Linked DNA regions of Mus musculus: region 1 is linked to region 2. A link is a contact called in ENCODE Hi-C or POLR2A ChIA-PET data. All regions are on one chromosome and are shown on one strand. The core of a region is the stretch at or near the end of the contact, and the rest is flanking DNA. Distances in the headings are between cores, read along the strand shown. Region 1 holds the start of Ldlrap1 (low density lipoprotein receptor adaptor protein 1). Region 2 has its middle 32 kb from the start of Ldlrap1.

Evidence for each region. Hi-C counts contacts between places; a loop is a spot of excess contacts on that map. ChIA-PET counts read pairs that join two places held with the same protein, here RNA polymerase II (POLR2A).
Region 1: a map of heart shows a loop between it and region 2 (1.8-fold over the local background). The contact joins the promoter of Ldlrap1 here to the enhancer-like site in region 2. A Hi-C loop is called at or near these places in 1 of 37 maps with a recorded cell type or tissue (heart). POLR2A ChIA-PET finds 5 or more read pairs at or near these places in 3 of 5 experiments (Patski and embryonic stem cell).

What each region holds. Positions count from the first base shown.
Region 1 is chr4:134,765,535-134,772,635 of GRCm38, reverse strand. It overlaps Ldlrap1 (low density lipoprotein receptor adaptor protein 1), which reads left to right and starts at 4,632. Exons shown (of 9, transcript NM_145554.2): 1 at 4,632-4,820. The coding sequence starts at 4,736.
Region 2 is chr4:134,732,794-134,739,847 of GRCm38, reverse strand. No RefSeq gene overlaps it. Among named protein-coding and RNA genes, the nearest start is that of Ldlrap1, 32 kb to the left of the region's middle. Within about 2 kb of position 5,072, at least 1 of the 3 ENCODE cell types and tissues checked has a DNase peak (open chromatin) inside an H3K27ac peak, as active enhancers do; it is heart, where a contact is called at or near this core.

The sequences.
Region 1 (7,101 bases), core at 3,383-5,882, 33 kb before region 2:
AAAGGTGGCCCTGAGCCCATTGTACAGACAGGAAAACTGGGGCATCAATTAGATTGGAAGACACATACATAAATGGAGAATTTGGTTGCAGAGACCAGGCATGTAGAACTCCAAAGTCTGTGCATATGTGTATGTGTGTGCAAGCATGTATAAATGTGTATGTCTACACATGTGTGCATGTGTTAGGGTAAGAAAAGAGGTATAAGTAGCTAAGGTTTGGGTACGGAAGAGGCCACTTAGATCCTGTCGCGTGAGTGAGGAAGCCAGGAAAGTCTGGAACTTTCTAGAAAAGAAAGCATTGTAAGCAGGGAGAGTGGGCCAGATGAGCAGGTTAGCAAGCAGGTTAAAGGTCAGGACTGTGTAAGGACCTGTTCCTTCATGACTGCTGGCTCTCCCATCTTTCAGATTCCCTCAGGGCGGCTGGTCTCCACTAAAGCAGCAGAACTCTGGTAGTCAAGGTGAGGCCACCCTCCCTGCTCAAGACTCAGGCTAATTCCAGTCTCCAGAGCACTCCTTCCCCAAAGCCACAAGAGCCCTCCATTTCATCTCCATCCTCCATGCGGCAAGGAGGGAGGATTTAGTGTGCACACGGGTATTACACAGACAGCTAACACAGACAGGCAGGGCACAATTGGTATACCCCACAATTCCATGAGGTGTGATTCCCCACTTCCTCCATCTCTGTGTGTGGCTTAGAAAGAGCCGACATAGCCGGGCGTGGTGGCGCACGTCTTTAATCCCAGCACTCGGGAGGCAGAGGCAGGGGGATTTCTGAGTTCGAGGCGAGCCTGGTCTACAAAGTGAGTGCCAGGACAGCCAGGGCTACACAGAGAAACCCTGTCTTGAAAAACCAAAAAAAAAAAAAAAAAGAAAGAGCTGACATGTTCCTCACAGATCTGTGAGGTGCATGTCACCTTCAGGATCCAAGGCCAAGTGCGGGTGACTCCCACCTCCTGCCTACCAACCTCAGGTGCTGCCCTCCGTGGGCTCTCCAAGGCAGAGGAGGCCTTTGCAACTCACACCATGTGCCAGAGCTGTCACCAGGACACTCACTTTCCTGCAGGGAGAGTCTGTCTTCTAAAACTGCCTGTTGTAGGATCCCGGGGAGACCTAAATGTCTGACCCGAGGCACCAGTTTGACACTTTTGAGGAAACTGAGGCCCAAGGTATTTAAAGGTTGTTTTTGCTGAAGGTTAAGCTCATGCCAGCCTCTTCCAGACTAACCTGCTCTGTGGCAGAGGAGCAGCAGGAGGAGGCTGACTCAGGGAAGCAAGAACATTAAAGTTCTTATTACATTTTACTTATTCATTTTCCTGGGGGGCAGCGTGTGGGCATAGCGATCAGAGGACAGCTTTGAAAAGTGAACTCCTTTCTTCTACTCTGTGGGTTCTAGGGATTGGCCCAGGCTTTGGCTCCTCAGCCAGGCTCCCTGCTTCTCTCTCAGTCTCTATACAGAGAGGCTAATGGTCCAGCCGGCTTGTCTCCTGCTCTCTCACCGGGGTCCTGGAGAAAACTCAGGAAGAGAAGCCGGGCAGTGGTGGCGCACGCCTTTATTTCCAGCACTTGGGAGGCAGAGGCAGGAGGATTTCTGAGTTCGAGGCCAGCCTGGTCTACAGAGTGAGTTCCAGAACAGCCGGGGCTACACAGAAAAACCTTGTCTCGAAAAACCAAAAAAAAAAAAAAAAAAAACCAAAAAAACTCAGGAGGAGAAAAGAAGAAACCATTTGCCTAAAACCAGAAGCTGCCCACTCCTGCTGGGATCACCTTTTTCCCACGTCATAGATTTTTGTTTTGTTATTACTAAGGGGCTCACAGTCATTGTAGAAGTGTTTGTAAAATTAGATCAGATAAGAGAAAAATTAAAAAACAAACAGGAGGGTCGGGTCGGGTGTGGTGGTGCTTGCCTTTAAACCCAGTACTTAGGAGACAGAGGCAGGTAGATCTCTGATTTCTGAGTTCGAGACCAGCATGGTCTACAGAGTGAGTTCAAGGACAGCCAGAAGTACATAGTGAGACTGTGCCTTAAAGAATATAAATTAAAGCAAAACAACTGCCACCCAAAGAAAACCCCAGAGGTCTGGGGATATAGCTAGTAAGATGCTTGCCCTAATGTGTTCGAGACTCTGCGTTCAATGCCCAGCAACACACATACCTGGCACGAGGGGAAAGTCTCCGTAAATTCTAGCACTTGGAGGCAGAAAGACCAAGGTCATCTTCATTGGGTTACGTAGTGAATCAGAAGTCAGTAGAAAGCTACACACTCCAAACAGAGAAAACAACCTTAAAGCCTTGTCTTGAATACTGAGTGTGGTTTCCCTGCCCCCGTCCCGTAGTTTTAAGCACCCCAGTATTACATGTGGGATGCTAGAGCCCTGGCTGCTGGTCCTAGCCTGCTGTGTGACCTTGGGCAAGCTCTTGCTCCTCTCTGGGCCTTTGCCTCCTCACCTGTGAAATGAGGCTTTGGGCAGAGCGACTCAGTGTTGGGCCCCTTGCAGCCCTGACCGTCTGTCTCTACTTCTCTTTCTGGGCGCAGCAGAAGGGCCCCCAGCAGTCTGCCCCTCCATAGGTGACACATGCCTGACAACTCCCAGCAAGTCACCTCCGGAAGGACACACAAAGCTGCTAAACAGCCTTTGCTGCCCACACACAGTTCCCAGGCAGGTCTGATTACCGGGTCCATATGTCTCCCCCGGCCAGCCAGACACCACCACTGAGCTGCTCCTGGGCTCGTGGCCCTGGTGATTGTTTTCCCTCCAGGCTCAAAAAAAAAAAAAAATACATACATATATATATATGTATATATACATATATATATGTGTCTGCTGGTCTAGGATCTAGCTGACCCCGGACAAGAAAGCTGGGGGTCAGCTGTCACCTCTCTACTCACTTCTGAGCCTTCTGAGGGGATAGATGACTCACCAACCTGGTATGGTAGAAACCTGGAGAGGTCAGGAGAAGGAAAGAGCAGCCCTCCCTGCCTGCTGACAGCCCTCCAACTCCCCTCATACCGTTGTGTCCTTGAGGTCATGGTCTCTGATGCATGGGGGAATCACGGGGGACAGCATTATAATGTTCCAAGTTTAAAGCAATGGGAGCCCATGGGGAGAAATCTAACCCAGAGACAGTGGTCCAGGAGAGCTTCCTGGAGAAGGTGGGTGGATTTTTGAGGGCAGGGGCAGGAGTTATCGCCTCTAACTCCAGTCACACAGGACAGCTCCATGGGAAAGGTCTTCTTGCCTCCTTTACAGCTGAAACTTATAATGGCCAGACCATGCCCCCCACTAGGATTCCCACTGAGGCATCACTCTCTGACTCTTGGGGAACCACAGGTATGTCGTGTCTCCTGCTGTAAAGGAGGCTATGGCTGGCTGTACTGTCCACTCAGGCGGAGCACTTGGAACAGACAGGAGGTTTAGAAAGAGTGGAATGTGAGCCAGGCCTCCTTGGGCAGCTAGAGCACACAGCATGTGTGTCTCCCAGCCAGAAGAGATCTGCTGGCTTCTGAAACTAGCCAGAGGTCACAGCTGCGCTGCTGAAGCCCAGCTTCTGGAAGCCAGGTAGTGAACGCCAGACTCCTTTGGGCACAGTCTGAACCAAGGGTTAGCGGGTTTTTTGGTTTTTTGTTTTGTTTTCTTGGTTTTTTTTTAATAGTTAGAATTCTTTGTTATTTGGGTTTTCTGAGACAAAGTTTCACTCTATACCCCAGGATGCCTTGGAACTTGCAGGAATCCTCCTGCTTCAGCTCCATGAGCGCTATGATTACCGGTCTGAGCCATCGCTCCTGGCTCTAGAGTTAAATTACCAGCTTCCTGGGGCTGGAGCAGGTGCTGCCTTGGAAACAGGCTAGAGCAAGGCTACACACCGAGGGCCTGCCCAGACAGGCCGGTGGGTGCACTACAGATAGGATCACGCTTCATTTGACAGATATCATGACTCAGAGCAGGGAAGGACAGCCTGGGTCACACAGCATGCCTGAGTCTGCGTCTAAGGTTGCAATGTCCCTGAGACTGTGGGGGCAGAGGACAGCTAAGAAAGCTGCTAAGGGCATCTACCAATACACTCCCGATCCTTCCCAGCAAAATTCGCGGCCTTCATTCCCTCGTTCAAAGACTCCCATTGCTTTGGTGCGCCCCTCACTCATATTTATTTAATTATTTACATTTATTTTGTGTATGTAAGCAATGGGGGAGGTGCCACTGTTAGCGCCAGGAGGTCAGAGGACAATTTGCAGGAGTTGATTCTCTTCTTCTACCGTGTTGTCTCCGGGATCATTGTCAAGCTTGGCGGCAAGTGCCTTTATCCACTCGACCCTCTCCTTCCCATCTATCGTTTTTTTCTTTCTCTTATTTTTGAACAAGACCCTTATCGTTCTACCTTTCACTCTTCCCATCGGTGAAACGGTATCCAGGTGCCTTTTAGCTGAGCTATCTAGAAGGCCATGGGATCCCGTAGCTAGAGAACGGGGAAAGGCGCTGGGCTGGGAGCCTTGGTGGGTTCTGAGTTTAGGAACACCGCGCGTGCAGCCTCGGAGCCGGTCCAGGTCCGGGAAGGGCGGGGTTGCGCTCTAGGGGCGTGGCGGTGGGCGTAGCCCCTCCGGCCCCGCCCCTAGACGTCGCGGGGAGGGCGGGGGAGGAGCGCAGCGGGCGCGCGCCGCCTGGCCCGGCGGAAAGTTTTCCTGGAGGAGTTTTGGCGGCGGTAGCGGCGTCAGTGGCGGCGGCGACAACCGGAGCGGGCCATGGACGCGCTCAAGTCGGCGGGGCGCGCGCTAATCCGGAGCCCCAGTCTGGCCAAGCAGAGCTGGGCGGGCGGCCGGCACCGCAGTGAGTGTATGCGCCCCGGGTCGGGCCTCCGCCGAGCTCCGGGCCAAGGTGGACTGGGTGGCTTCGTCCCGCCCCGCGCGGCGGGGCCGGGGGTCATGTCCGGCTGCACGTCTGGGGCAGGTCGACAGGGATCAGGCTTAACTCGGGGTCCCCAGGTGTGGCGCGAAGGGGACGTCTAGAGCCTCTCTACCCACTCCAGCACAACCTACAGGGTCCCCTCTGGACGCTGGAGTTTCGCAGGTCCCTGCCTCGAGGGGCGATCCCAGCCCGGGTGCCATTCAGGGTCCCGCTTCCTCCCCTCTGGACGCGTCCAGGTGGCGAGGCTGGAGCCCAGGCTATTTACAAACCCTGTTTTCCTCCGTACTTTTCCTTGGGGGCTGGTCCGAGTCCCTGGGCACCTAGGCAAAAGGCAGACTCAGACTCGCTGCCATTTCTCCCGGGAGTCTGGAAGGGTGGAGAGGAGCCTCCCCCAGCCACCTCTCGGGTTACTTTCGGAGAGCCGTCACCTGGCACCCTCCCCCGAGGCCTGAGAAACCTAGCTTAGGTCCCTCCTCCCTTTTCATTCGCGTGGGATGATCACCCAGGCCTTCCCTTTCTGATGTGAAGCCAAAGTACCCGGGCTCGCGGCACACCCTCACCTGCCACCTACCTGGGGCCCCCCACCTCTCCCACTAACAGTACCCCCTCCCCGCCCCCAGCTTCTCGTCAGCACCTTCCCTTGCCGGGCTCCACCAGGGGAGCCCGAGTTTCCTAGTCCCTGGAGCGCCAGCGTGTCTGGGCCTCGGGAGCCCGCCCTGCCCCTCCTCATTCCCACTGTGGTGTTCCAGTTGTGGGCTCCTCCTAGCCCTGACTGGCATCGGGAACGCGTGCTGGTGCCTACTGGCGGGGGTGGGGTCAGAGGCCCCTTGGGCAGGGCATGTACTGACTTCCACACTTAACTACCAAAATAGCCCTTCAAAAATTCGTGGGATGTGACCAGGGCTTCTGAGTGTGACCTTCTCTTCCAGTGGACGAACCCTGTGGTTTTTCTACTGGGACAAGAGAGAGAAGGGTGGGTGGGGAAGAGGTCTGAAGGGGAGGGAGCCAGGAAGCAGGGGATGAATCTAGGGCATCAGGGTACATTTTGGATGGTGAGAAGTTTCCCTTCCAGCTCCAGCCTTAAGGCCGATCACTTGTTCTTAGTGATTCTGTTTCCTATCCTGGAAAATAGGGATAAAATTCCTGCGGGGCTGGGGATGTGTGTGTTGTGTTTGGTAGGATGCTTGCCTTAGCTTGCAGGAAGCCCGTGGTACTTTAAGTTCTTGGTTCCAGTATCGGCACTAAACAAATCAGGTGTAGCGGTTCGTGTCTGTACTCCCAGAACTAGGGAGTTGGAAGCCTACAAATCAGAAGTTCACAGTCATGAGGTGTCAGATAGTGAGTTTAAATGAGGCTGGTCAGGGATAGGTGTCAGTTAAGATGTTGCTAGTCTATTTTACAGGTTGGTGATGAGGTCTCTTGTTGTCTAGGCTGGCCTAGGACTTGCTGTGTAGACCAGGTGTGCTTTGAGCCTCTGATCCCCCAGTGCTGGGATTAAAGGTGTGCACCGCCATATAGTTATGTCCATGTCCTCTGGATTCAACCTGATTCTTATCAGGTTGGCCAGTTCTGAGATGGGGGCCTCAGCCTGTCTGTACCCTGGAGGGATGCAGCGCTCTCCTCTCTCCCTGCTCCTCCCAAAGCTCTGTGCTCACAATGAGCTCCTCAGAAACCTGGCCTATCTTTGGTTAAGTGTCAAGTTCGCAATATTCCTTTGCCGGGAAGAGTATTGCTTGGTCTGGAACTTTTGTGGGAGTGTCTGTGCTTGTCTTACTTGCCTAGAGGTGGTCTCAGTGAATGCATGCCCCTGCTTCTGTCTCTGGTATTTGACTTCTGTGAGCTCATTGGCTCCTGGGAGGTGACAAAGCTTGGGATTCTTATCTTCAGACCCATTTTAGAGATAGGACCGGGAAATGAAGTCCTAACTCTAGGCCTAGAGCATGGCCTGAGGCAGAGCTTCCCCAGCCCAGGGATCTTAGCCTTATTCCTTGGGTTTTCTGGCTGTTGGGGGGCAGCTCCACCCCAGGTTTGGCTAGCTGGCCCCCAGGACCAGGTTAGACAGGAAAGCCTTGGGTGTGGCCAGCATGAGAGGTTGGGACCTATCCAGCCCTTGGGTCTAGCGTTTAAGATCAAAGGCCAGAGCCTGTTAGATGGGAAAAGGGACTTGTTCTCAGGCGGGAGGACCTGAGTTCTAGTCCTGGGC
Region 2 (7,054 bases), core at 3,823-6,322:
GAAGCAAGACTCTACAGGGGAGAAGAGAGCTGCTAACTAGATGGGAGGGGGAGGAGACATCAGATAGAGTGGGAGTGGGTTGGGAGGTGGAGAGGGTAAAGTGACAGGTGTCACAGTTTCTCTGGTTTCCCAGCTGTTCAATCCAGAAGAAAGTCGGGCACATGACAAGGCGTTTGTCTTGGTGTCGCTCTCTAGTCTGTGGGGTCTGAGAAAAGTCAAGGTGTGTCCTGCAATCTGGAGGCCCTATGGTCTTCAGCCCTAACAGCCTGCTTGAGAGGCTCTGATATAGGGATCTCTCTCTCTCTCTCTCTTTTTTTTTTTTTTTTGTTTTTTTTTTTGTTTTGTTTTTTTGTTTTTTTTTTTTTTTTGTTGTTTCTCTGTATAGCCCTGGCTATCCTGGAACTCACTTTGTAGACCAGGCTCACCTCAAACTCAGAAATCTGCCTGCCTCTGCCTCCAAAGTGCTAGGATTAAAGGTGTGTGCCACCACCGCCCAGCTGATATAGGCATCTCAAATGACATTTTTTGGTCAGGAAAGCAAGTGCTAGATTCTGTGTGTTATAGTTATGTGGATCCTAATGGGGCACATGTATGTGAGTTAGGGCACAGATAGGCATGTATGTTTGTGTCTGTGAGCATCTCTTGTTGGGGGGGGGGTGCCCAGAGTTATGCTTTCTTTCCTTTGGTCTTTTGAGACAGCGTCACTGTGTAGCCTTGGCTGCCCTGGAACTCAGAGAACTGCCTGCCTCTCTCTACCTCCTGATGGTTAATAGAGGCATGTTCTACTCTTCCGACCGCAGCTCTTGTGTCTTCTCTGGGCTGTAGTAGGGGCTCCTGGGACCTTGGCAGACACGGACTTTGGGACTTGAGGGTTAGCCCCTTGGGAATCTGACAGCTGAAACAGAGGCCCAAACTCTGGTCCCCAGATGCAGAGTCATAAAACTGGAGACTGGCAATCCCTATACCTCCAGTTCCCAGTCATAGCGGGACCCTCCCCTCCCAGTTGGGAAGACTGAAGGTTTGGGCTCCACCAATCCTAAGTGAATCTACAGAATAACCAGGACATCCGCACTGTGGCAAAACCAGTTAGAAGCCCAAGGGTTCTGGGTTCCTAGCCTACTCTTGTCCCTTGTCCCATAACCTTAGTCAAACAGTGACTCAGTGTTCTCCCCTGTAGAATGGGAACCTACCTCATACTTTAGGCATGAAGTAGAGGTGAGTGTCTGAGTGTGCCAGGCACAGCTTTTTCCACAAGTCACCTCATCCAGTTTCCAGCCCCATCCTCTAACGTGGAACTGTTCCCATCCCGCTTAGGACCAGAGAGGTAAAGGTACTTGGCCCAAGTCACTCAGCGGAAAGGGGCCAGGCAGCCTGAGATGCTGCCTCTCAGACCTGATACCTAGCTAACTGGGGACATTAGATCAAGAGTGGCCATTAGAGCTCAGAGAGATGAAGTGACTTGGATCGCCCAGGCAAGAAAGGGTGAAGTCCAAGAAGAGGCCAGATGTAACTGTAACTATCTGCCAGTCTCTTGGTTGTGGCCTGGTGTCTTCCTCACTCCCAGCCAGCCTGCCGTTAAAAAGTGAAAGCTTCAGACTGAGAAGAACCCGAGAAGGACTGGGCCTTCCTCTTTAGATGCCTGCATGGTTAACAGACCCCAGTTCTGTGCCAGGGGTCATGGGATGCCTGGTGTGGTGTAGAGGAGGCTGCATACCCTCACACGTAGGTATCAGGGAGCTAAGAGACTTCTGTCTGTAGCCGAGAGAAAAAGGGAGGCTGGACCAGAGGAGGCCTCAGCTGAGCCAGTGTCTGGCCATGTCTTTGTGAGGGTGGTGGTCAGACCCACCCACTGAGCCCCCCCCCCCCCCCCCCCCGGCAGCAGAGCCCCTCACCCTACACCGACATTGTCTGAGATCAGGAGAGAGCACATCCCGAGTGCCATTTTATCGCTAGAAGTTTGTCGATTCAGCTCATTACACTTAATTAGAATTATTTAATTAGAATCTTAATAAAAGAGTAAAGCAGGAAGGAGGCTGGGAGCGGAGGTGAGGAGATCCGTGCTGGGCCTGCGAAGCAGCAGACGCAGCTGGGGAAGTGCGGGTGCAGGGGCTGTGAGGGATGGGGGAAACCTGCTTGCACAGAGCATCTGTAGCAGGTAGGGCCACTGCAGCTCAGGAGCTGTCAGTGGAGGGCGGAGGGGGTGGTCTGGACTGGGCCTCATCTCTTCTTTACCAGATGCCAAGCCCTGGGCTAGGGGAGTGGGCATGTGGTATGGGGCCCCATTTCCGGTCCCTGAGGGACACAGTTCACAGACGAGAAGAGACGCTTACAGAGAGAACAAACTAGAAGTCAGATGTTTTTACAGATGGTGTGGGAGACAGAGCCATTGCCGCCCAGAGGTGAGATACCTGCTCTGGCTGGGGTTCACATAGGGATAACTACACAGAGACCCGAGCGCTGAGTTGTAGGTAGACAAGAGGGGGGTTTGGGGGAAGTGTAGGGAAGGGTGATGGAAAATGAAGCGTTGCTTCAAAGGGGGGTGCAGAACACAGTAGAGGACTTTGTCACCCTTGGAGCCTCTTTTTCCTCATCTATGGGAGATGGTAGCAATGGAACCCACCTCACACGGCTCTTGCATGGAGAAGCTGAGCTGATGCCTGCATAGCACGTAGGCCAGAGCTGGGCAGTGGCCAGGAGCATGAGCTACGACATTCGTGTGGCGATGTCTCTTTAAGTGGTCAGTTACACCGGTCTAAAGCACAGAGTTACCAGCCTGGAAGTCTGAAGCTCGGAGATACTGGGAGAGGTTGTAGGTGTGTGGGAGCCACCCCAGCAGGTGTGGCAGCGTGGCTGCTGGCTGTCCCCTTTAGCTCATCTTCTTCGCTTATTCCTCCAAGAGGCTTTTGTGGTTCACCACCTTTGGCTTCTCAGGGGAAACAGTCTACAGCATGGCTTCAGGGATGATCCCAGAGACCAAGCCAACAAAGCTATAGAGGAAGACCTGGTTGCATGGTTAGCAGAATCTCCCGCCCCTCGCCTGGACAGTGGTGGATGGTCCGTGCTTCTCATCAGGAAGCCAGTTCTAACAAGAAACCAGAGCCGCACCACATCACCTCTCGACCCTGCGGAGTAGCATTCACTGATATGCCTGGTAACAATATGCTCGCCGGAGTTTATGTCAAGCTATAGAGAAGAGGACATCCTCCCAAATGGTGTAGGGTGCAGGCAGTCAATTGTTCTAAAACAGGGAGAGTTGGCTCCAGGGCCACTTGCTTGAAACCATCCTAGCTGGAAATCAGCAGAAATGAGAGAAAACTCCTAGCAGACTTGTGGGGCACCAGAAGCCCAGCTCCCTCCCTCCGGGTCTCACAGTTTCTGTTACTCGCAGCCAAATGTACCCCATACAGCACAAGGCCATAAAATAAGAGAAAGAGCCGAGGCTGCCCCGGGGCTGTGTGCATGTGTACAGCCGGCAGAAGAGGGAGAAGCTCTGAGCACAGCTGCCTCTGGAATTTGTCCCCGGAGAGGGATCTAACTCTACATTGGGCTTTCCACAAACCGCTCCAGTGGCAGAAAAAGGCAAGAGAATTTTTAGCCTGGTTATATAAAGTGTTTCTTGGCCCCAGGCACAGACTGGAGCTAGGATTTGAGGATTTGAACTAACTCACTCTCTCTCTCTCTTCTCTCTCTCTCTTCTCTCTTCTCTCTCTCTCTTCTCTCTCACTGTCTCCTCTCTCACTCTCTTCTCTCCCTTCTCTGTTCTCCACCCTCTACTCCTGCAGCACCCCCCCTCCCCCTTTGTCACAGAAGCAGAATCTGCCTTCAAACACCTCCTGTCCCCATGGGCTGTATGGACTGGGCCCTGCCCTCAGGCCTCTGACCTTGATGGTGGTTTTTCCCTTCCAGATGGCCACAGGCCACCATTTAATTAATGGAGTAAATGTAATTTAATTAGCTGTTTCAACACTCACTCCACACTTCGGGCCATTAGATCCACATTCCCTTGGATGTGCTGTGGGGCTTTCTCCGCCCTCTGACCTGACTAGACCAGACAGATCTTTGATTCTTCCATCTCCTCAACTTCCAAAGTCAACTTTTTTAGTGGAAAACAAAAGGAAATTACTGAAGAGACACCAAGTTGCTCATGGGATCTACGGGAAAAGCTGGCTCAGGGGAAGGTGGAGTTGAGGACAGGTTGTGGCTCCTGGCGTGGACAATGTGCCTTATGGGAAACCGTGGCCGTAAGGGATAGGGGTGCTCGCTGGGCAGCCCGGCACTGCTACTGCTCACCAACAAGTCGTTTCAGCTGTGCCCTGTGTGACACTTGTGTGTCCCTGACATGAAGGAGGTGCCTGAGAAACTGAGGTAGGGACAGGTGTGCTTCCACAGCTGGCCAGCTGGGACCAATGTCAGGTTCCCACTTAAGACAGACCTGCCTTCCTGCTCACCAGCTAAGAAAGGGGACTGAATAGTAAGAGTTAGAAACCCAGCAAACCGGGTGTTATCATTTCCACAGAGGTGGTCTCTGCTTAAATTCCAAGAGCTGAGCCTGGCAGTGGTGGCACACACCTTTAATCCCAGCACTTGGGAGGCAGAGGCAGGCAGATTTCTGAGTTCAAGGCCAGCCTGGTCTACAGAGGGAGTCCCAGGAGAGCCAGGGCTACACAGAGAAACCCTGTCTCGAAAATACAAAACAAAACAAAATTCCAAGAGCTGTTACTGGCTTCCCCACTGTGGTAGATCAGAGAAGGGCTCTGTGTTTTTGTCTGTTATTATCTCCAGGCTTGGTGGGCATGGTGACAACAGGACAATGTTGTAACCGTGAGTCCTTGCAAGCCAGGCTTCTGGAGCCTTACCAACTTCAGGGCCCGGCAGAGGCAGGCTGAGCCTGCCCGGTATCAAGCACTGTGGGCCTGCTTGGCATGGGTTTCAGCGCAAGAGGGGACCCCTATGGAGACAGTGGAAGCCACAGCAGGCCAGTTTCTCACTAGAAGCACGGGTGTGGCAGGAATATGTGTTTCCTGTTGCCTCAGGGTGTGGTGGTAGTGTGAGGATGCTGGCTACCGCCCACAATTGAGGTACTGGAGCCCACTGCGGTAAACTTGGGGCCGCTGTGCGCACTCAACCCACATCTGGGCATGCTCACAGAGCCTCCTGATGGTGGCAAAGGTCTCCTCCATCAGACTGTCAGTCCCTGAACCTGAGGCCATCTCCCCTCTCACTAGAGGCTCCTAAGGGTTAAGGGAAGCTTCCTCTTACATAGCCAGAGCTTCTGTGTACAAAGGTCTCCCACTGGCTACTGAGGATTCTGAGCACTCCTTCCTCCCGGTTAGAGGGTAGGGAAGCCATGGGGCGCACACTAGGTTCAGACATGAAGGGTGGGGCCGGCAGAACTGGGAGGAACCGGTTTATCCTGAAGGAGGTTGAGCGAGGAGTTAGGACTTGCTGAGGTAATCCTCCAGGGGGGCCATCCCCTCCACCGGAGGATGAGGTGTGACCAAAGGAATGTAGTGCCTAGGGGTAGCCCTGCTGGCCCAGGCTCAGCCCCAGGAAACGGTTGCCAGGCCCGCCCCTTGGAGGCTCCAGCCCCGCCCCTTGGAGGCTCCAGCCCCGCCCCTTGGAGGCTCCAGCCCCGCCCCTTGGAGGCTCCAGCGTTGTTCTACTTGGAGGTTTTGAGTACTTGGCCCCTGCTCCTGGTTATTGTCTCATCCTACAGAGGCTGACAGATGTGCACAGCTGGATGGGGGCGCTCAGCAAAATCCAGATGCCTCACCACAGGCCTGAGCCATAGAGCTGGGCTCTGGGTGCTAGTCCCAGCACCATCAACCTCCATGGGTCTTAGTTTCCCTATCTGTCCAGAGGGAGGGTGCCTTCATTCTTCCCTCAGACACTAACTGGGGTTTCCTTGGTCTTCTGGCCTTATTATTTGGGGTGCATGGTTTGATTTTGTATACTTCTCCTCTCTAATTTACATTAAAAAACCAATTGTTTTATTTTCATTTGTGTGTACGTATTTGTGTGTGCGCATGCATGTGCATGCCATGCGAGTGTGGGTACCTGCAAAGTCTGGAAGAGGGCATCAGATCCGCTGGGGTGGGAGTTCCTTGAATCCCGTGACATGGATGCTGGGAACTGAACCAGGGTCCTCTGGAAGAGAAGCAAACACTTAGCCAGGGAGCCACTGCTCTGCAGCTCCATGCCAGTCTCTTCAGAGGCTGAGCTCACAAGCCTGGCTAGGAAAATGAGCTTCAGTTTCACGCTCACTGACGTTTCCGCCCGCTCTGCTGGTCTTTAAGCTGCAGCTGCACTTTTTTGGATTAAGTTATTGGGTTCCATTGTCTACCACTCCTCTGCACCCAAATCCCTTCGAACCCCCAACACTCGGTAGGAGAGAAAGAGGGTGACAGGGGAAAGGGACACAGGTCTTTTTAGATTACTTCCTGATGACTAGGGATATCGAATTCTTTGGGGCAAATCGAGTCTTCTTCATCAGACTATCCAGCAACCCAACAATAACAAAAGTGGTAGGGATCACAACAGCAGAGACCAGCAGCTGTCCCAGGCTCTCGACTTTATACCCTCTTAAGAGTCCCCAGAATGCCAAATGCAAATTATCTGCAGCTGGCAAAAATCACGTCCCTTCTAGAACATGAGATAAATCATTGCGGCTGTGGACAATCTGAAGCAGCCCCATGCCCCAACCCCTGGACCAGAACAAAACATAATCACATAGCATAACTGGGTTTTTATAAGGAAACCAAAATCCTCACTACATTAAGGAGACACACATTTCTAGCCTATACCGTCTCTGTTCCTTTAACAGCTTACTTTAGTCTTCTTGCAAGGCAGGTTTACCGGCAGTAAATTCCACTATTTTTATCTTTTGCAGAAATCCTTATTTCTTCACTTTGTGCATATGCCTGTGTGATGTGTGTGCATGGTGCACACATTTGTGTGTGTGAGTGTGGCTGCACACCTGACGTGATGTGAGAGTGGAGGTCAGAGGTCAGTCTTCCTCCTACCTTGTTTGAAACTGGGATTCTTTTTGTCCTTT